2 separate regions of the Homo sapiens genome follow, and region 2 is linked to region 1. Evidence: read pairs that join two places in POLR2A ChIA-PET (ENCODE). Cell type or tissue: B cell. All regions are shown on one strand. Each heading gives the region's core, and the rest is flanking DNA. Links, peaks and the distances in the headings are about the cores only.

The links. ChIA-PET counts read pairs that join two places held together with the same protein. Peaks named below come from ENCODE experiments on the same cell type or tissue, not always from the same donor. Only the 100,000 strongest peaks of a DNase experiment are listed, where the experiment ranks them.
Region 2: POLR2A ChIA-PET joins it to region 1 with 8 read pairs; 3 of 35 experiments call an interaction of 5 or more read pairs at or near these places.

The regions. Positions count from the first base shown.
Region 1 is chr3:12,997,459-13,008,909 of GRCh38, forward strand. All of the region lies in intron 1 of IQSEC1 (IQ motif and Sec7 domain ArfGEF 1), which reads right to left. Among named protein-coding and RNA genes, the nearest start is that of IQSEC1, 70 kb to the right of the region's middle. RefSeq lists a silencer at 3,771-4,065. In B cell, for the core only: no CTCF peak of the experiment used is centred there; a DNase peak (open chromatin) is centred at 5,243; H3K4me3 peaks cover 1,370 bases; H3K27ac peaks cover 2,500 bases.
Region 2 is chr3:12,920,812-12,932,262 of GRCh38, forward strand. It overlaps IQSEC1 (IQ motif and Sec7 domain ArfGEF 1), which reads right to left. Exons shown (of 14, transcript NM_001134382.3): 4 at 3,770-3,931; 5 at 1,309-1,431. The region is part of intron 4 of LOC105376956 (a long non-coding RNA gene); the gene reads left to right. Among named protein-coding and RNA genes, the nearest start is that of LINC02022, 41 kb to the left of the region's middle. RefSeq lists an enhancer at 6,764-7,263. In B cell, for the core only: no CTCF peak of the experiment used is centred there; no DNase peak of the experiment used is centred there.

The sequences.
Region 1 (11,451 bases), core at 4,255-6,754:
TTCTTGACATGTCTTTATATTTAAACAATCAGGTTTGCAGTGCTTAATGATGGGGATACATTCTGAGAAATGTGTCCTTAGGTGATTTCATCATTGTGAAACCTCATAGAGTGTTCTTACACAACCTAGATGGCACAGCCTACTACACACCTAGGCTATATGGTATGGCCTAGTCCTCCTAGGCTACAAACCTGTTCAGCATATGACTGTACTGAACACTGCAGGCACTTAATCACAATTATTCCCTTGGTTTCCTCCATATACAGTTATTCCAAATCAATAAGAAAAAAACATGAACAACTCAAAATAAAAATGTCCAATTAATTTGACCAGGTAGTAGATATTTGTGTATCTAAACATAACATAGAAAAGGTACGGTAAAAATATGGTATTATCATCTTATGGGACCACCATCATATATGTGGTGTGTCATTGACCGAAATGTCATAATGCACATTACTATAAATGTTTTTAAAGTGAATAAAAATTATTGAAGTATTCTTGTTCCTTAAAGTCCACCAGTGAGGGATTTGTTAAACAGATTATAATTAAGACACATCCATATGATGGAAGCCTATGCAGCCATCAAAAAGAATGTGGCAGCTCTACGGCCAGGCACAGTGGCTCATACCTGTAATTCCAGCACTTTGGGAGGCCAAGGCAGGTGGATCACTTGAGGCTAGGAGTTCAAGATCAGCCTAGGCAACATGGCAAAACACCGTCTCTACTAAAAACACAAAAATTAGCTGGGTGTGGTGGCATGTGCCTGTAATCCTAGCTACTTAGGAGGCTGAAGTGGGAGGATCACCTGAACCAGGGGAGACTGAGGCTGCACTAAGCTGTGATCACTCCACTGCACTCCAGCCTGGGTGACAGAGTGAGACCCTGTCTCAAAAAAAACAAACAACAAAACAAGACAAAAACAACAACAAAAAAGTGGCATCTCTACATGGACTGATATGATAAGGAACAATCCCCAAGATATTTTGGTAGGTGCAATAAAGGATGTAGGGTATGTTACTTTTTATGTAAGAAAGAGGGAGTAAGCCAGGTGTGGCAACTCTTACCTGTAATCCCAGCTGCTCAGGACGATGAAGTGGGAGGATCACTTGAGGCCAAGAGTTCAAGAGCAGCCTGGGTTAATGTAGCAAGGGTCCCTCTTAAAAAAATTTTTTTTAAATAAAAATAAAAATCTGGAATTAAAAAAAAAGAGGGGGTATAGAATATCTGCTGGTACCTGCATATGTTGTCTCTGACAAAGATGCTCAAGAAACTGGTACATGGTTTTGCCATGTTGCCATGCCCTGGGGAAGGTTCTGGGTGATGACCGAGGGTGAACTGTGGAGACAGTGGGGATGGAGAGCTGCCTGCTACACTTCCTGCTTTGTGGGCAGCTATAAAGTGGGGGGTCGGGGGGCAGGATCAAGGCCAAGGCTGATCTCTGGGTAGGTTGAGTGGTTTTGTTTCCCAACATGAAGCTTTGCCCCCCTAGACGTCTTCGTGCCCTGGGGGATGGAGTGGAAAGGAGACTGGCTTTTCACTGAAATGTTTCATTTAAGTATTTTTTGCATGTATTACTACATGCATGTATTACTGTTTGTAAAATATTATGTTTAAAACTAATTTCTGAGTGGGGAGCTGAGAAGCCTGATTTCTAAGAGCCTGCTGTGGCACTCAGGATGACTCCCCGTGTGACTTCAGGAAGGCAGGTGTCCCTTCTGAGCCTCAAGGTCCCCTCTATCAAGAAGCATAAGACGAGTACTAAGACTCCTTACAACTCTGATGCCATACCAGCTCCAGAACCTTCTCCCTGGAAGAGCCACTTAGATATGGAATGGCTGCTGGGGAGGTAGGGACTCCCTGTCCTTGGGCTCATGGGAGCAGGGCTGAGGGTAAACTGCCTTGCATGACTTCTAAAATCCCTCCCAGCTCGGCAGTGTGCTGTTCCTTCTTCATTCTCCCATTCCCAGTGCCCTGCCTGGAAACTCTTAGTTCATATTTCCTCTCTAGGTTACCCCTGGCAATGGTCTCGTCTGTCTGGGTTGGAGGTCAGTCCTGTGGTGTGGGGACAGATGACACAGCACTGGGCGCCCACGTGGGGCGGGGACATCTAGGGGAACAAAGCGTCATGTTGGGAAACAAAACCGCTCACCCCACCCAGAGATTAGCCTTGGCCTCCGTCCCGCCCCCTGCACTTTATAGCTGTCCACAAAGCAGGAAGTATAGCAGGCAACTCTCAGTTCCCATTGTCTCTGCAGTTCACCATCGGTCATTACCCAGAACCTTCTGTGACTCCCTACTGCCCACCAAACCAGGTAGACACTCTTCAGGGGACATTCAAGCTCCTGTACTTTCTGGCCTCAATTTGTCCCTTCTAGCTCTTCACTCTGTCCATTATTGTCCCTTATCAAAGTAATTTTCAACAATACACATTCGATCACATCCCTTCCCTGCTCTAAACGCTTCTGTAGCTCCTATGTCCTGTGTAATAAAGTCCAAGCTCCTTAGGAACTAGCATTTGCCTCCCTGCTTAGCTCTATCTTCAACTATGTCTCTCAAAATTAGGCTAAACCTAATGCTTTTCAAGCACACTGTACTATTTCATATCATTGTGTATTAGCACATACTATTCCCTTGGTTTCCTCCATATATAAAGAGTTATTCCAAATCAATCAAAAACAAAAAAAATGAACAACTCAAAATAAAAATGTCCAATCAATTTGACCAGGTAGTTCAGTGAAAAAGAAATACAAATGGCCTGTAAACATTCAAAAAGATGTACGACCTTACACAGAAACACAAATCAAATGATAATCTCATTTTCATCCATCAAATGGGCAAAAATTCATAGAAAGCTCATGTCTCTTTGTATATTAGCTGAAGTCCAAACCCATCCTTTAAATCCAGCTCTAAAAATGTCACCTCCTCTAGACGTCATCTTCTTGGCTCCCACAGTGTCCTGTACATCTTGAGACAGTGGGGCCAGGTACAGAGCAGAAATTCTATAGATGTTAGCTATTATTAATAAAAATAACAGCTACCATGCTGTTCTGTGGTCATCAGCTAATGGTTCTGTCCACCTGCCCAGAAGGTCCCTGAAAGCAGGAATAGAGTCTGCTTCATCACTGCTTTACTAGGACGAGCACAGGGCCTGCTACAGAGCCATGCCCTGTAAGCAGACAGGTGAGGTATATGCAGCAGAGGGAAGGCTGAAGCCAGGAGCCAGCCCTCAAGGGCTGCCCTGCTGGGGAGAGTAGGCACTGTGGAGGGGAGGGCTGAAGGAGGGCCAGTTGGTGGGCACAGCCCCAGGCTTGCAATAAACACAACTTCCATGAACTGGTACCCACTTTGTGTCAGAGAGCACTGTGCCAGATACTTTATCCAAACTATCTCTATTCCTGCAGATTCTTTGAGATGGGTGGTGTGCCCTCCATTTTACAGGTGAGAAAACAGAGGCTCAGGAATGGGGAGTGACTTACCCAAGTGAGTCTTTTTTTTTTTTTTTTTTTTGAGACAGAGGCGTGTGCTGTCACTCAGGCTGGAGTACAGTGGCTCGACTTTGGCTCCCTGCAACCTCTACCTCCTGGGTTCAAGCAATTCTCCTGCCTCAGGCCTCCCAAGTAGCTGGGATTACAGGTGCTTGCCACAATGCCCAGCTTTTTTTTTAAATTTTTTTATTTTTAGTAGAGATGGGGTTTCACCATGTTGGCCAGGCTGGTCTCGAACTCCTGGCCTCAAGTGATCCGCCCACCTCAGTCTCCCAAAGTGTTGGGATTACAGGCATGAGCCACCATGCCCGATCCTAAGTGAGTTCTTATCATTACCCCACACTGCCTGTGCTGGCTTGTGGGCACTTGATAGATGCATGAGGTTGGACATTTCATGTTCCCTATCTGGAACTCTGCTCTCCCGTCTGAGAAATGGCTCTATATTAGGGGTTTCTCAAACTTAAGAACTGATGGGCCTCTAAGAATACAGTTCCCAAGCTCCATCAGGCCCCACCTTTTAGAAACACTGCATCCAGTGGTAAACGCTGCTACACTGGAAGGTCCTGTGATGACCACATGTTCATAAAGAAAAGGCAGCCACGAACATCAGGGAGCAGAGCTCAGTTGGTAGAGGGTCGTCCAGATGACCTGCAGCATGCTTTTGTTAAAATGGGGGAGGAGTTTTCGTCTTCACGAAAATGATGTTTAAAAATGTATTGTCTTGGCCTTAGCTGGAGTGGTCAAAAATAATAATAAATATTGTCAAATGATTTTTTACAAGGTGCCAAGACAATTCATTGGAAACAATCATTTCTTTAACAAGTAGTGCTGGCCGAGCGCGATGGCTCACGCCTGTAATCCCAGCACTTTGGGAGGCTGAGGCGGGCGGATCACCTGAGGTCAGGAGTTCCAGACCAGTCTGGCCAACAAGGTGAAAACCCATCTCTACTAAAAATACAAAAATCAGCCAGGCGTGGTGGTGTGCACCTGTAATCTCAGCTACTCCAGAGGCTGAGGCAGGAGAATCACTTGAACCCGGAGGCAGGGTGGGGGGTGGCAGAGGTTGCAGTGAGCTGAGATCTAGGCACTGTGCTCTAGCCTGGGTGACAGAACAAGACTCCATCTGGAAACAAACAAACAAACAACAACAACAAAAAACAAGTAGTGCTGAGACAACTGGCTATTTATACACAAAAGGATACATTTGGGCCCATGCTTCCCACCATACACAAAAATTAACTCAAATTAATCAAAGACCTAAATGAAAGAGTTAAAACTATAAAAATCTTAGACAAAAACATAAGAAGAAATCTTTGTGACCTTGGGTTATACAATGATTTCTTAGATACAACACCAAAAGCATAAGCAAGAGAATTACAAATTCATAAATTGGACTTCATGAAAATTAAAAACTTTTGCACTTCAAAAGACACCATCAAGAAAGTAAAAAGATAAGGCCCTGCATAGGCTCATGCCTGTAATCTCAGCACTTTGGGAGGCAGAGGCAGAAGGATTGCCTGAGCCCAGGAGTTCGAGACTGTAGGGAGCCATGATCATGCCATTGTATTCCAGCCTGGGTGAGTGAGTGAGACCTGATCTCCAAAAAAAAAAAAAAAAAGGAACTGAGAAACTGAGAAAATTATATAACTGATACTGGAACCTGTATGTAGAGTATGCAAATAACTCATGACTCAATAACAAGGAGACAATACAATTTTTAAATGGGCAAAAGGTTTGAATACACATTTCATCAAAGGAGACATATGAATGGCCAATAAGCACATGAAAAGATGTTCCACATCAAAGAAATGCAAATCAAAACCACAATGAGATATGACTTCCCACCCACTAGGACAGCTAGAAGCAAAAAGCCAGACAATAACAAATGTGGGACAGGATGTGGAGAAATGGAAACCCTCACACACCACTGGTGGGAACAAAAAGATGCAGCCACTTTGGAAAACAGTTTGGCCATTTCTAAAAAGTTAAACAGAGAGTTACTATGTGACCCAGCAATTCCACTTCTAGGTATCTACTAAAGAGAAATGAAAACATATGTCCACATCAAATCTTGTATGCAAATATCCATAGTAGTAGTATTTACAATAGCCAAAAAGTGGAAATGACCCACATGTCCATCAACCGGGGAATGGATAAACTAACTACAGTGTATCCATACAATGGAATGTTATTATTCAGCAGTAAAAAGGAATGAAAGACCAGGCGCAGTGGCTCATGCCCAACATTTTGGGAGGCTGAGGCGGGAGTGTCACATGAGGCCAGGAGTTCAAGAACAGCCTGGGCAACAAAGTGAGACCCCTGTCTCTACCAAAAAAAAAAAAAAAAAAAAAAAGGAATGAAGTACTGATACATTCTATTCTATAACATGGATGAACCTTGAAAAACTTCACGCTAAGTGAATAAAGCTAGACACAAAAGGACACGTGTTGTATGATTCCAAAAGGATATGAAATGCTCAGAAAGACATATCTACAGAGACAAAAAGTGGTTGTTGAGGACTTGGGATGGCACAAGGGACTGAGGGAAAATGGGTATGTGGTTTATTTTCAGGGCCATGGAAACGATTAAAAATAAAATTGTGATGGTTACAGGATTCTGTAAATATAGTAATAATAACCGAATTGTACACTTAAAATGAGTGAATTTCATAGAGTAAAGTATCCCTCAATAAAGCTTTAAGAAAACACGTGATGACTAAATGAAACATAAGATCCTAGGTTGGGAGGAAAGCTTGGTAAAAAGGACATTACTGGGACAACAGGCGAAATGTGACTTTTAAGTTAGTTGTATTTTAGATCCTAGTATCATGTCCATGTTAAACTTCCTGAATTTGACTAATGGACCATGGTTATGTAAGAGAATGTCCTTGTTCTTAGTAATTATGTACTGGAGCAGTATTTAGGGGTGAAAGTTACATATGGCATGTTTGCAGTGACATCTCAAATGCTTCTAAGGGAAAAATCGGTTTTTAAGAGAAAGCAAAATTTGGTGGAATGTTATTAGTGATGAGTCTGGGTGAATGGTACACGGGAGAATTTTGTTTTGTATTATTGTTGTAACTCTTCTTTAAGATTGAAATCACTTCAAAATAACTTACAACTCTTAAAGAATCCACACATTTAAAAAATTATTGTTGGGACCTTGAATAAATCTATAGACCCTGAATGGAGAAAAAGCCCTGAGCTAGTTGTGAACAGAGTTCCTAGAGAGGGTGCCCCTGCTCATCATGTCTGTTGCACCCCAAAGAGAAGACAAAGACACAGCCAGAGGGTAGGGTGAGAGCATGTGTCTGTATATGCCATAGCTTGCATTCATTCAGTCATTTACCCAACAAATATTTCCTGGGTGCCATCATGTGCAAGGGTAATCAGCTGTGAAGCAGAGATGATCAAATCCCTGCCCTCAGGTGTTGAGATGCAGCTGGGGGCCGGGGGAGCGCTCTGCAGGAGGGGGAAGCCGATGTGGAAACCCCTCAGCTACACCCAGGCCCCAGCCTCCCACCAGATCTGGAGCCTTGGAGGGCAGGGATTTGTGTCTGAATCACCTCTGTGCACTCTCCCCGCCTCCCTCCTCCCTCTCCTTGGATTATAAGGAAGTCAAACTGTCTCCACACAGCAAAGAGCTTTTGACCGCTGGGGCCCACAGGCTTCGAAAGGCCCAGAGCAGGGACAGGGCATCTATGCAGGGCCACTTTCCACCAGCAAAGCTCAGAACGGAATCAGCAAGAGTAGGTGGGAGGGAGGGTGGCTGGGGGCTGTCCAGGTGAGGGGCTGCAGGGATGGAGGGAAGCATTATCAAGGGGGGAGGCTAATTCACCTCCCACCAAAAACCCAGCATCGGGCCAGCCACAGTGCTGGCCACGCAAATATCCACGAGGTAGCCTCCACCTCCACCAGTAAGCCCTTGACTCCTGGGAGCTGCTCAGGGACTCCAGCTCCTGGAGGTTACACGGATTCCCAAGCTGGGAACCCCTGAATTATTTTAGGGGATCTCTCATCCCGTATGTGCAGCCAACACTGCTGGTAGACCAAACAAATACTATGTTTCACACGTGAACATCTTTCAAACCAAAATAGAAGCTGCTTTGATAAATAAAATTCACAGACTCCAAAGTTATCTAAAAATTGGTTCTTAACAGCTTCCTGTCATCCTGTAGTTTTTCAATCTTGGATATTAACCCTTGTGTGTGGGGTTAATATGGCATGGGGGCAGGGGGTGTCTCATAATTTCTGATGATAAACAGGTCTCTTCCCTTTACTTGAAAAGCCCGGGAGTGCAAATGGAGTTCCCATACTTCACGGTGTGGGGGAAGGATCAGAGGATGAGGCCTGTACTGCTGGACCTCGGGTGGAGACCGCAGCCCAGGGCTCCCTGCTCTGCAGGGCTCTGGAAGATGAGGGGATCTGGGGGCCCAGAGCCAGGCACCCCAGTGTTACTGGCCTGCCTGCCCCCAGCAGACCAGCAGTCCTCCAAGGCAGCAGCTGGGCCAAGGCTGAGTCTCTCAGGAGTCCTGGGCAGTCAGCACGTAGCTGGGTGACCACGGAGGCAGGCAGGCAGGAGGCGCCTGGACAAGGGGGCTGACATTCACAGCAGGCTGGGCTGGCTGAGGGCTTTGAGCCCAGCTCTCCACCTGCTAGCTGTGTGGCCACTGAGCACTCAGGATGTGGCTGGGGTGATGGAGACTGAGTTTTTCATTTTGTGAATTTTAATCAGTGAACATTTAAATAGCCACCTATAGCTGGTGGCTACTGCTCTGGGCAGCCTGGCTCTGGAGGCTTCGTAGGGACGGGGAATGGAAATGGCCCTGAAGGTGAGCCAGCCAGCTTAGCTCCCCCTCCCTTCTCAGCAAGGATTTGAGGGTCCCCCTTGCAGAGCAAAGGCTGCAGTGTCTGGACAAGCCTCAGCTCCCTCCCTGGTCCGGTCCAGGCATCTGCACACATCACAGCACACAGAGTGCCACTGCCCAGAGCAGTGCACACAAAACCAGGTACTCTGTCTGATATGAGCAACTTAAGGGCTCTTCAAGGGGAATTTTATGATAGTAACTTTTTGACTTTGTATATAATGACTTTAGAGCTTACTCCCCTCACCCCAACCTGTGTGAAATAACAGCCCAGCAAAATCCTAATGATACATATCTTGTGATTGCCAAATATGACCACAAATTCCTCCCATCCTGGTACCCAGGCCTCTCCTGGGTAGCCCCCTCCTCCCACCTGAGCTGGGGGCTACTTCCCCTCCCCTTGGGCATACGACTTTCCTTTCAGGAGAAGGTGGCAGAGGTGATGGCTGTGCCTCAAGAGGCCTCACGGCTTCTGGTTCATTCTAGAAGTGCAGCCTCAGATGCCATGTGGAAGGTGTGATTGGGGCACGTGGAGGGAACTGAAGGGACCCCGGTGTGAGAGGCTTGTCTGCCATTGTGGGGGCCATGTGGAGGGAACTAAGGGGACCCCCATGTGAGGAGGCTGGTCTACCATTGTGGTGGGGGCACATGGAGGGGCCTGAGCTGCCTGGCCGCCAGCCAGCATCCACTGGCAGACATGGGAGTGGGGCCTTCTTGGAACTTCCAGCCCAGCTGAGCATAGCCAAGGGCAACCAGCACAACTGCCCAGATCTTCCAAACACACAATCACGTGTTTTAAGACACTATGTTCTGTGTAGTTTGTTACACAGCAAAATCTAACTGAAACACACGCGCACACAGCCCCCACTCTAGAGACTGCCAGCTGGTGTTGCAGTTCAGGGCCCACCCACGGCCCCAGGAGGCAGCAGCACACCCGGAAGCACTGCCTGGGCCCAGGGGCAGGGGCATGAGAAGTGTCCATGGGCCGCTGGGGAACTCTACCTTTTAAACAGAGCAGAAACCCACGTGGAGCCCAGAGACAGGCCGTCTTTGGCAGATGCCTGGGGTCTGTGCTCTGGGCCGGGCTCTGACTGGCGGAGCCCCTGCAGCCTGGCCTCTCCTGACATGTTTGCAGTCAAAATCACAAAGCTCTGCTACCGGCGGGTATCTCTCTCCCCATTTTATAGATGAGGAAACAGATTCAGGAGCAGGAGACACTTGTCCAAAGTCGGTTTTGCTAGGCTTTGTCCTCCTCCAGGTCTTTTTGGCCCCCATCCCTGCAGTGGTAGGGGTGCCCCTAATTCACAAGGGTGGAGTGCAGGAGAGGAAGCTGGCAGGGGCTGCATGAGACTGTGGGGAGGGAATCACGTGTCTTCATGCAGACAGAGCCCAAGGCACTTAGGGTCGGGGGACAGAACCCCTAGGAAGAGGGTCAGGGGAGCTGCAGCAAGGACTCTGTCTCCAGCTGGTATGCGGGATCCAGACAGAGCAGGTGGGGCTGGCTCTGTAACTGGCCTGTCGGCCGTTCTAAACATCCAGAGAACTGAGTAGTGGGGACGCCAGCTGTGGGCCCAGCTGCCCCTGGGAGGAGGGCAGAGGCCAGCCTGGCTCTCTACCTGCCCCACCCACTGCACCGGTCCACCCTCCGTGTCTCTAAGGAAAGCTAGGTTCTAGGTCTCAATTCTGATGCTGCCACTTTCTGGCTGGCAAGGAACTTGCGCGAGTCACTTGGCTTGCCTCAGTTTCCCCCCCTGCAAGATAGGGCAGATATTCCTGTTGGACAGGATTTATTGTGAGAATGGAATGAGATCATAGTTGGGACCATACTCCTACACACATTAGAGCTTATCACCCATTTCGCACTTGAAAAACATCCCGTTTTCTTTGCTGCTGCTTGAAAGCCTCCGCAGGCCACCCACTCCTCACTTCTGGGTCTGCCTATCTCTGCGGTTTCTGTGCTTGCAGATGAAATGTAATTCTTGGCTGTTGGAAGTTTGGGGCTGAGCCCAGCCATCCCTCCCTGTCTCTGGGGCCCCACCCGTACCCCGCCCCAGAGTCCAGAGCCCCCAGCACGTCCAGCTTACCAATGGAGCCCACCCTTCCCCGGAGCAAGGTCACAGAATCCCCTGTCCTGTGGGAGGAGAGCTTGGTGATTTCTCAAAGTCCTTGCAGCTCTGACCTTCTAAGCCTGCACTCCTCTAGGAAGCCAGGTGAGAGAGCAGAGGAACTACCCTTCCATAAGCCCACCCCAGGAACCCCAGGGAGGGGCCAGGTGCCTGGCCTTCTGAGTGTCTGTACCTGAAGATGAAACGGGGTTACTTAGGTACTTCTTGGCAGTTCTGAAGTTCAGGACTGAACCTAGCTGCCTCTCCTGGCTATGTCCGTCCATTACCATCACCACCTTGTCACCCTCCGTCTGGGGTCTGAGGCCAAGCTGGACACCTCTCCTTCCCGCGTCGAAGCTCAGAGGTGAGCCTCAGCTGACCCTCCCTCCAGCAAATGTTTAGAGAATGAGGTAAGCATCCTCCACCAGTGACCGTCAGGCTGTCCACTGTCCAACCCAGACGTCCTCTCTGAGAGTGCTGCCATTAGTCTCCAAACCCTCTGTCCTTTGAGCCTGAATCCCCAGGGGGCTGTTCATACTCCTCTTCCCTCTGCCACCTGGCTGGCCCCCATCTTTGCTAGCCACCTCCTTCTTGCTCTCAGTTCCCCTCCTCAGGGAGGCCCTCACTGACCACCGCCAAGTCGCTCCCCACTGCAGCCTCCTGCTTCATTTTCCTGACTGTGATGTTGGAAATGCTCGTTTGTGTGTTTGTTTACTTGTCACCTCTCTGCCTCCCCCAACCCCCAAATGCCAGCTCTGTGAGGGAGGGGGTCTCACGCTGGTGTCCTCACTGCTTTGAGCGGTGCTGGGCACACAGTCAATATTAGTTGGTCGAGTTACTGATAGAACAACGCTCTTGATCCGGCTCCAGGGCAGAAAGGGGAGCTCACAGAGGAGGGGATATCCAGCTAACCCAGTGGGAACCAGACACGCTGGCAAACCCCATCCCACGGGCTAGGCTTTCAGTTAACCCTCTCATTCATGCATGAGGGGGT
Region 2 (11,451 bases), core at 5,175-7,674, 76 kb before region 1:
TCCTGGGGAGGACTACATTTCCCAGCTCCCGGGAGCTCAGAGTAGCCACACCACCACATTCAGCCCATGGGATGTGAACACATGTGATGTGAGTGCCTGTAAGGCTGGGCCCCTCTCCCCGCTGCCTGCAATGGGGACATCACAGTGGGTGTCAGGCCTGCCCTCCGGGACCTTGAGGTGAAAGCAGCCAGGGGCACCTCCACACCAGCTCAGAGGGAGAAGCACTCTGCCTTGTCTCAGCCATGGCTACTGAGGGGCCTCAGGTTCAACAGCTGTGGACCGACTGCTGCAAGAACACCCCCCTGCCTTGGAGTCAGCCCGCTTGCCACTCCCGCTGCCACCCCAGGGGCCCCTCCACTGGTGACCTCGTGGAGGGGCAGGTGACAAGAGGCAGGGACAGAGTAGAGGAGCCAGGCAAAGTACCGGGACTGAGGCTCAGGAGCCCAGCTTAGTGCCCTCCCCTCCAGGAAGCCGTCCTGGAAGGAGGTGGGTGCACCTTGCCTCCCGCCAGGGCCCTGGGGTTGTCCTCCCTCTGTGTCCTCGATCCTCCTGGCCCCATCACCAGTGTGGAGCCCAGAGGGCTGGGTCAGCAGCTGACCTGTGCCGCCCACACCCAGCACCAAACATGCAGGCTTCTACACTGCCAGTCTGCACGTGATCCCAGAATGGATGACTGCGTAGTGACCGCGAGCTCACTGTTGTGTCAGGAACTGGGCTAAGTGTGCCCACATGTCCTGTGTCATTTCATCCTTGCACCTCTTTCTAGGGTATGTGCTACTGTTATTCAATTTCACAGGTGAAGAAATGAGGCACAGAGAAGTTAAGTAACCAGCACAGGGCCACAGAGCCGGTAAGTGGTAGAGTCGGTGACTGAACCAGGCATCTGGCTGTCTGGCTTGTGCTCCGAGTCACTGTGAATGAGCAAATGAATGACTAGATAGATGGACTTGTGGATGAATGCAGAGCTTGGGGGGAATTAGAGGAAGAGCATTCAGAATCCTGATGTGAACAGCCAGAATCCTAGCAGTCGCAATCATAACCTCTTTCAACTTCAGTTTCCTCATCTTCACAATTAAAATAATCGGTACAGTCTTCTCCACCCCCACCACCTCACAATGGCTGAAAGGAGCCCGTCACAGTGCCTGGAACGTAGGAGGAGCCAGTACGATCACCCCCAAAGCAACATTCAGGGACACCTGGCCCTGTCTAGGGATGGTGGGGATGCAGTCTTTGGTCCATCCTCGGGCCCTGAAGCTGGGGGACACCATTCTTCCCTGATGCAGCAGCCCCAGCCAGCCCGGGCCCCACCTGAACGCCTCTATGAGCCGCTCCACTTTCTGAGCCTCCCCTTGGACACGGATGTGCGCCTGGAATTTCCTGAGGGCCTCATCCAGCTCCATGGTAGAGAAGTCCATCTCGTCCACGACGCAGCTGGAATAGAGACAGACAGCCCCGCATAAGCACCCCTTGCAGGTGCGACACGCCCAGCCCACCCCCAGGTGGTGGTGCCTGAAGCCCTGGGAATGGACCGCCTCCTGGCAGGGAGAGCCCCTGCCTGACTCCGACCAATCAGCCAAGAGCCCTCAGAATGCAGCAAAAAGACCTCCAGTCTTCTGGGGAGCCCACAAAGCCCCTGGAACTGTAGGGAAGCGCGTGTGCCTATATTTATGCTGGCAGTTTTCCCAGTGGGGCAGAGCATATGGTTATCTGGATCAAAGCCCTTCCCAAGAGACAAGCATTTTTAAGCACAGCCCTCACCAGGCACACAGTGGACGCCACTGTGAGTCTCCTCTCCTTCTGCACGGGGTTGGGGAGTTTGCTGCCATTTTCACAGTGAGGAAAGGGGCGCCCAGGGTGTTGACTTTCAGAATAAGCCTGTTCTCTTGTGGGGAGAGTATCGGGGTGGTGGGCTGGGTTTTGCAGATGCTTTTCCAGGGACTTGAAAGGGCCATGCACCCTCATCTGTGGGGCAGGGCCTGGAGGGGCGGCTGATGAATGGTCTCCACATTCTTCCCATGGCCCTGCCCCGGCACACCCTTCCAGTCCCTCCTATGGTGACCCCTGAACAGAGAAGATGGAGTCTGCACCAGGAGCCCTGAGGCAGGCTCCAGCTTCTGGCCAAGCTCCCTAATGATGCTGCGGTCACTCCCATGGGGCAGAGAGAGGCCTGGCCACACAGGGCCTGACCCCTCTCCCAGGGCCATCTCCACATGGGGGCGATGCAGCTGCTCCCACCCTCCTCTGAGCGCTCAAGGCCTCCTGGGGCAACAGCCTTGGAGGTGACTTCGGAGCAGTGGGGAGAGGGCAAGCAGGGAGCAGGCAGAGGATTTGCTGAGCAGCAGGAGCAGCGGCCCTGCAGATGCCTGGTGTGGTGGCCCGGGGGAGCCAGCCACTTCCTGAGGCCACTGCTATTTTCTGACCTGAGGAAAACAATGTGCGGATTTCCTAAGGACCAGGGACCGGCTTGGAGTGGGGAGTCGGGGCAGCATAGGAATGGCTGCAGGGGATGGGGGTGGGAGCTGGGCATTTACCAAGGAGCTCATGGGCTTTCCCCTGGACCTTTCCTCACGCCTGCTTCAAAGAGGGGAGGGGGCAGTAGCCACCCTAACGATACAGCAGGCTTCTCCAGGTGCTGAGCAGGGAGAAAGATGCCCAGCCTGTGCATGCTTGGCAGACCAAGGGCACAGATATTCTGCTGGTGCCTGCCATGTGCTGGCCACACTTAGCCTCCTGGGTGTGGGACGGGGACTACATGAGTGCCGTGTATGTGAGTCTGCGTGTGTGGGGATGTGTGCCCAGGCCAGCCCCTCCCACTCTGAGCCTTGGTTTCCCCACCCATGAGACAAAAAGGGCGACGGCACCCTCTGCCTCCTAGGGAGAAGCAGCAGAGATGGCAGGCGTACTGGCCAGCCCCAGGGAACGTGAGGCCTCGTGCTCCAGGGGCTGCTGCTCCCGGGCACCTTCTCCCCAGCCCTCGTTGGTCCCCTCGGCTGCACATGGGCAGGGCTGGGCGGCTAGAAGGGACTGCCCCTGGATGGCCAGCACTTCACCCTGCTCTGAGTGCTCTTCCTGGCCCACCCTTCTGGCTCAGGGAGTTGGGAACCCATTTTTCTGCAGGCTTTCAAGTAGCCGGGAGTGCTATGCTCACCAGCTCTCTGAACTGAGAAGAGCTGTGGAATCAGGAGGTGGGGGCAGGACGCACAGCCCCAATATCCCAGCCGGGAGAATGAGGCAGGGGCAGAGCGTGGCACGGGCCGCCCACGGGGAGGCAGGTCACTTGATCTGACTCCCCACCACTCTCCCCAGGGGTGAGTCAGGAGCAAACAGGGCATGCAGTCCATGCAGGAGGACAACAGCCAGGCCAGGGGAAGAGGCCCTGACGTCCAGCTGCCTGCTCCTGCCAGCCCTGCCATGAGAAGCTGCAGGAACATGGGTCACTGAGGGCTGTGATGCTTGGTGCTGGGTTGGATCAACCGTGCTTAGGGATGGAGGGAAGGGAGGGGCCAAGGGTGCATGCCAGAGGGTGGGCGGACAGGCAGTGGGGTTCGCATGTGGGATGGTGCATTGGAGGGCAGGTGCCCACCTGCGTGCTGGGCAGATGTGGGGCATCTGCATGTGTGTGTCTAGGACTTAGGAAGAGAGAAAGGGGGGCCCACCACATGTCCCAGCAAGTAGGGTGGGCCTGGCCCTGTGTGTGCCCACGGGTAACACAGGGTGCGTGAGGGCGTGTGTGGAATCAGGTCCCCCACCACCCCCATGCAGAACTTACTCGAGCACGTCACGGTTGAACTGCTTCTGCCGGTTGCCCAGGAACTCGCCGATCATCTGCCGGCTGAGGCCCTTGCGCTGCAGCAGGAAGTGGGCCACCCCGACGGGCGTGTCGGGCACAAAGCCACGCTCGATGAGGTACTGGACTCCCTTCTCAGGCTTCCTGGGGTAGGACGAGAGGCACACTCAGTCCCAGCTGCCCGGCCACCAGCCAGGCACCTGGAGGGGATCTCCGCTCAGTGGACGGTCGACATTCTCCCTCCCTGCCCACCTGCACCGGCCTTCATCCCTGTAGGCATTCAGGGGTCTCTAGTTCCATCTCCAGCCTGGGTGGGAACTCAAGAACCCAGGCTGGCACTGGAAGACCCTGGGCTCCAGGCATCCTGCCCTGTCCCAAAACCCAAATATGGGGGACCTGGTACAAACACCTTCACCTAGACTCACCCAGACCTTGTACAAAGAATGGGCTGGGCTGGCTGCAGGGGTGCTTCTGTGGGAGCTGGAGCTGGACCGTCACTCCCCTGCCCTGCCTGCAGCCCCTTCTCGGCTGCCGGGCACTGGCCCCAAACTCCCGCACACACATTCAGAACTGGGTTCCCTGTCCGGCCCAACTCCCTGCTCCCCTCAGTGTGAAAGCCGCCATGCCAGGCTGCACTTCTGAGCAGACTGGAACCCTCCCCGCCTGCCAACGGGTAATAACAGCAACCACAGCACCGGCGGGGAGAAATCGCTCTGTGCCGCCGCTGTTGAGGCGCCCTGTGCACACTAATTCACTCAATTCCCACTCCAGGAGGTCAGCACTCTGGTTACCTGCGGTGCTCAGGAGCCCAGACTCGGGAGCCCAACAGCCATATAACCTTCCAGGGGTCCTGGCTTCCCCTGCTGTAAACACTGAGGAAGTAGTCAGATGCCTGCAACGACGCACTCAGTAAGCACCGTAAGAGGTTTCTATGCCGAGTCCTAATTCATGGGAGGGTGATGAAGGTGCAGGAAGGCAGCATTTCTAGCTGGAGGTCACAGCACCAGTGGCAGGGCTGGCCATGCAGGGCTGAGTGTGTCCACTGGAGACCAGACCCCCAGAGCATGGGTCATTCCACTGGCTCCAGCTTCTTGGTGCCCAAGGTGTGTGCAGAACCAGGCCTGGGCAGGGATGTGCATAGGGCACGGCATGTGTGTCGTGGGCTGATGGGGCCTAGCGCCAGGCCAGAGCACACCAGGTCTGCACCTGGCCAGGTGTCTGTAGGGCCAGGCAGGCTGCAGGGACATGGCACTGACCTTGCTGCTCACACCAGCCCTGGGAGCAGGCCCTGCCCCGCTGTGGCACTCCGGCCGTGTGAGCCCTGGCAGGCCCCTTCTCCCTTGGGGCCTCAGACGTCCTGCCCATCTTGTGGTAGGTCTCTTGCTTGGCTGACCTGGCAGGGTGGTCCTGGTGGTCAAAGGGAGAGATTGGGCCAGGAGTGGTGGCCCACACCTGTAATTCCAGTACTTCAGGAAGCTGAGGCAGGTGGATCACGTGAGGTCAGGAGTTCCAGACCAGCCTGGACAACATGGTGAAACCCCATCTCTACTAAAAATCCAAAATTGGCTGGGCGTGGTATCTCACACCTATAATCCCAGCTACTCAGGAGGCTGAGGCAGGAGAATCATTTGAACTCGGGAGGCGCAGGTTACGGTGAGCCGAGATTGTACCACTACACTCCAGCCTGGGCGACAGAGCAAGACTCCATGTCAAAAAAAAAAAAAACAAAAAAGGAGACAGGCTGGTGTGAGAGGGCTTTGAAGATGGCCACATGTGACCCTGAAGGATGGGTGTCCTCTCTGGAGTTTGCCAGGCCACTCAGGGAGCTGTATGGAGCCATCAGGCCAGACTGGCTCCATGTCCCCTTGGACGGAGTCCTCAGAGTCACCGAGGGCTGTCAAGTGGTTGGGGACACCCTCCAGGGACACGTGCTTCCTCAAGAGTCCATGAGGAGCCCAGTGTGGCTTGGGCCCCCTTGCCTCATGGCACACCTAGAACCTGTGCTAGGGTGTAATCGGCCAGGTCATCCACTAATTAGGGGGCCGGGCCTGACCCCTTGCCCCAGCAGGTAGAAGTCAGCATTCTTCTGTCCCCGGGGTGGGGGGGATGGAGATGAAACCGGTGTCCACCTGCCCCATAACCTGCACAGTTCCTGGCTGACAGCAGTGCCCTGCAGACACCGCATTTCCATGTGCAAGTGAAAGGAAGCCTCCTGGCTGCAAGGTGACCCTGCTATTTTTATCCCAGGATGGCCACACCCGTAAGCTTGTCCCCAGGAGTGTGGCAGGGAGCAGACACCAGCCAGCTTGGTCCTGGCACAGAAGTGGTAATGGAGTGGCCCCGGTCCCTACCTGTCCCAGGGACCCAGGATGGAAGGACCAGGGTTTCACTATTCACAAGATCACATGCCTCGCTATGATTCGGGGGTCTCCAAACAAGAACTGCTCCAATGCCCCAGGCCTCTACAGCCAAGGCCAGAGCAGATTCTGGGTCCTCACCATCCTGCTCCATGCCAGCACCAGCCCACACCCTTCTCTCCCTCCCTCAGCTTCCAGGTGAGGGGTCGCCATGGCTCACCTACAGTTGGGTTTTCTTTGGCCCACACACTGTTAACAAAAAGAATTCTAGTTCGTTGCCAGTATTTAAAAACTGGAAGAGTGCACAAAAAATCTGGATTTCTGGCTTCTGAAAAATCAGACCTTCTGGCGTCCCTGGGCCTATGCTCCCTGGCCTCCACGGCAGTGAGTGGGGGAGCCGGGCTAGGCTCCCCGACCCCTGCTGCCTGGTCCCTTCCCCACACAGGTGCATGCTCTAACTCCACCCAGGCTGTCTGGTCCCTTCCCCACATAGGTGCATGCTCTAACTCCACCCAGGCTGTCTGGTCCCTCCAGGCCACCGCTGCAGTGACCAGGTCCAGGCCCAGCCGGGTCCCGCCTTCTGCCGCTGCTCTTTTTTTGCCCCCATCCACCCTCTGATGTGGATGTGCCACATCCAGGGACTTCCAGGACAAGGCTCCTCGGCCCTGGAGGTGCTCAGAGCACAGAGGGAAGAGGGGAAGGTGCTGTGGGAAGCGGGCACGTGGGCTCTTCAGGATTAGGTGAGCACCATGTGTCTGCTGGGCCAGGCACCTCTTGGTGAACACTGGCTGGGAGTAGGCCGTGGGCCCCTGCGGGTGCAGCTGAGAGGCCTAGTCTGTGCAGGGGGCAAGGGACAGAGACTGAGGTATCAGGCAATTTTCTGGGAAGAGGTGACAGTGAGGACAAAGGTGCTGAGGTGGGTGGGGAGACCTGAGAGGCTATTCCAGGGTTGAGCACAGGGACCCTGGGGGAAGGCGAAGGGGGTAGTGGGGCGGTGGGCAGACTGCACTGTACAGCAGGCCATGGAGAGGGGTCTGGCTTTCTCCCGAGTGGGCTGAGAAGCCCCAGTGTGAGGTCAAGAGGGTGGTGATGGGGTCCTAAGTCCACAAGAGCGATGCCATGCTGGGGAGATCGTGGGCCAGGGCCCAGCTGGCAGCTGAGTGAGGGGCTCCTGTGGGCACCTGGCCATGCTGCAGCAGAGGTGGGAGGGGGCCGGGTTGAGGACACAGTCTGAGGGCAGAGGTGTCAATATTTGCTGATGGATCTGGGTGGGGGTGGCCGAGGTGGGGGCGGTGGAGGTAGGAGCAAGAAGGACAAGGAGCAGTGAGTCCAGGATGGCGTCAGCTTTTAGCCTGAACCTAGTGCGGGCGATGGATTCCACCCGGCAGGCCTCAAGGGCCATACCGCAGAAGTGAGGATGCTCAGTGAGGGGGCCTAGGCCGGTGATGAAGAGCTCGCTGCTGACCTGAGGGGAACTAGGGAGAAGCTGCAGCTGGACAGCCAGGGCCGGCTCCAGGGTGGGGCTGGGAGTCTCCGCAAAGCTCCCTGCAGGAGTGACAGGCCCTCAACAGCCTCCCTGACAGCAGACGGCCAGGGCACTGGGCATTTACTGGTGGGAATCCCCTGCCATTGGGACCTTGCTACCCTCCCCTACTCCTAGCCCGTGTAATGAAGCCCTTCCTTCCCCAATCAGTCCTTGGTGGCCCTGCTGGGTGGTGAATTCTCCATCCACCTGTGCCCTGCCTCACAGAGTTCCACAAGGTCTGCCAAGCATCACACAGGTCGAAGGTGGGCCTTTGGTGTGGCCTTGGACCCCCACCACCTCCTCTCCTGGCAGGACTTTACTTTCCCGCCTGCCCTGGGGAGAGGGCTGCAGGACATGCTTCAGCCACTGAACTGTGAGCTGAGGGGTCTGTGTCACTTCAAGGGGGAAGCTGTGCGGTCCCCTATGGACACCCACCTCCTTCATTCATTCCACAAACATTTATTGGGCACCTACCCTGGCTAGGTGCTATGCTAGCACAGTTATGGTCCCCATCGTCAAAAAACATGCTTTCTAGTTAGAGAGGGATACAGACGGAGATAAAGTCCAAGAATACAGAAATATGCTACAGTACAAGCATCAGGGGCATGGCTGGGAGAGTCAGAAGCCCACACTTCCGTCTCAGCTCCACTTCTGGCTGGGCGACCCAGGGTGAGTGAACTTAGCCTTTCTGTGTGTCTGTATAATGGGGATGACAGCAGTTCACACAATGGTTACTGTGAAGAATCCATGAGTTCGTACTCATAACGTACCATGCCTCAGGCCTCAGAAACCATTTCAGGCTTCACAGCTGGAAGGAGAGGCCTGGGCTAGAAGAACTCACCCGGGGTGATGCCACAGAAAGCTGGGACGGCATCGACTTCAGCTGGAAGGGGCAGAAGGACGGGCAGGAAAGCCCACCCTGACGAGATGGCATTGAGCCTGGGCAGAGAGCCAGGAAGAAGGTCCCTGGTGGAGGGAACAGCCAATGCAAAAGCCTTGACAGGTAACAAAATGGGGGCACAGAAGGGTCAAAAAACTGGCTCCAGGTTGCCCAGCAAGATGATGGGTACCAGGACTTATAATCCACGCTTCTGCCCCAGAAGTCCCTAAAAATTCCCTCTACCCTCCGGATGCCCTTCCTGCTGCTGAAAATCCACTCCGTCCAACTCTGCAGTCACCCCATTCCCACAGTCCCTTTGTGTATACCCGTTACTCTTTCTTTAGCTCTTCTTGATTCCACCCTGTAAGGACCCAGCATTAACAGGTGCTGCCTGCAACATTCTCATCATCTATACCTGACCCACCTCTGTACCCCCGGCCCTGCTGCCCCCTAAAATGCCCCAGCAGGCAGTGTAGTCGGAGCCTCCTGGCTCCATCCCTGCTGTGTGCTCCCAGGTCTGGCCTTAGCTGCCTCCTCTAAAGCTGGCTGAGCCAGCTTTTCCTCACATCAGATGACGATTCAGATTCAAGTGTGACAGGTAAGCACAGACTGCACCAGTCACTTCCTGCACACGCATCTCTCATCGTCTTTCAGCGGCAAGCTGAGCTGCTGGTGGGAAGAGTGAGCTGTGTGAGGCTCTGAGGAAGAGCTGCTGCAAGGCTGTGGATTGCACGTGGGGAACACCTACCTGCTGGAGCAAAGCACTGAGTGCTTACCCTGGTATTTTCCCAGCAGGGGTGTGCAGGATCCAGGAAAGGGTTCTCTCTCTCTCTTTTAAGACCCAGGTCTCACTATGTTGTCTAGACTGGCCTCAAACTCCTAGTTTCAAGTGATCCTCCCGCCTCAGCCTCCCAAGCAGCTGGGACCACAGGCATGTGCCATTGTGCTTGGCTCCAGTCCTTTTTAACTGTTCAGGATGCCTAAGAGATGTGGAAGTGGATGGATGCCCAAGCACCTAGCTTCAGCCCCCAGGTTTCCCAGCCTACCCTCCAGCTCAGGCCCTAAGACCTAGTGGGCAGATTCTACTCTCTGCTCCAGGCCAGTCAGAGCCCTGCATCCTGCTTGCCCAAGTGGTTCAGGGAGAGGCACAAGAGCCAGAAGGAGCCGATGAGGGGAGGAGAATCTCTCTTCCTCCTACTGGGGTTGCCTTGAGGTCAGACTACAGGCCTGGGGTTCTCTGATGGCCCTCCTGCCCTGGGTCAGGGAGGATCTGGCAAGGGGCAGGGCCAACCCTAAGCCAGATGGAGCCAAGAAATACCCGGGACTTTTCAGGTCCGTGAACCAGTAAAGCCTCTTTGCTTAACCCAGTTTGATAGAGTTCCTGTCACATGCAACAGAGAAGGCCATGATTAACGCAGAGACCAACACAGGGTTTGGAGTGCCCGAGGATCTCCGTGGTCAGAGGTCTGAGCCCTGGTAACTGTTAACTGCTTGTGGGGGTGAGGATAGACTCACCAACTTCAGCATTCGGAGAGTCCCTGCACACCTGAAAATGCCCTTCCAATGCAGCAACCTAGGGTCCTGCAGAGAGGTGCCACTTCCAGCCTTTCCCACACTGCCAGGGCCAGCAAGCTCGCCACCTCCGGAGGCTGCCTGCTCCACCAGCTCTGACTTTTACACGCACTTTCTGGTAGCGTGAACCCAAGTGGCTTCCCTGGTATTGATCCCAGAGAGAAGGCAGGAGAATCACCCTCTGAAGTGTGGCAAGCACCCCCTGCAGGGCTTCCCTTGGCACTGTCTTCTTCTCCAAGACTCAGCACCAGCCACCTCAGACCCAGGCCAGGGCTCGGGATCCTGGGCTGCGGGTAGCATCAAGGGCCACAGGCCACAGTGGCCTGTGTCTAGGGGAGAGGGGTCCCAACCTCCAAAGACCCAGCTCAAAGTGCTCCTAAGAGAGCCCATCCTTTCCATCATCAGCACCACAGGCTACGGGAGCAGCACTGCACATCCTCTGGGCCCAGCACTTCTGGTGTGTGGCCTTGAGCTTGGGCCTGGGCTCTCAGCCTCGCTGCCTGCACCTACGCTTCCCAGGATGGCTGTGGCGAATCAGTGAGACAATAGGCGGAAGGTGTTCGGCATGGGGCCTGGCGCTTGGTCCAGGCTCTGCACAGGCCGGCTCTGCTCACTGCTATTTTTATCAATGACAGCAGACACGTTAAACACAAGGAGCACAGAGCTGGAGCATGCAGATCAGGGGTACTCTCTGAGCCCTGTTCCCACAGGTGGAGGGGAATGGCCCCCTGGGGGCGCTGGAAGGGTGAAACAGCCACGCTCCCTGCAGGATCCCAGTGACAGCATCCCCTGCCTCCCTTCTGCAGTAGCTCCAGCAGGTGGATGGGACCCGAGGCTGCTGGGCCCCAGGGGCTGGGCGCCGAGTGTAGGGGAGGCCAGGTCCACAGAAGGGGGCTGCCTCCAGGTACAGGGCCCTGTGCTGGAAGGGCCTCAGAGGCCCCTGTGGAAAGCTCTTAGCCAAGTAGTCCAACCACACTGTCACACCAGGTGGCCACCCAAGCCCTGCGTACATGTTTCTCAGAGACAAGCTTCTCACTCCTTTTTGAGGGTGCCCGTGTCATCATGAAGCAGCTCTGGGGCCAAGGATGCTCTTGCAGAGGTGGGAGAGGTCTGGTGTGGCTCACCTGTGACATGGTCACCTGGGCTCATTCCAGGGAGGAATGTGACAGACAGAAAGTGGACATAGCCAGGCATGTACCCCTGACGGTGTGTACCAGGTACAGGAGCAGGAGACGCTGGGGTGGGGTTCCAATGCGGAGGTGACAGACTCAGTGAGGTCCCTGCTGGGCACCTGCCCCAGCTCCATGTGCTGCAGGGCTGCATGGCGTCC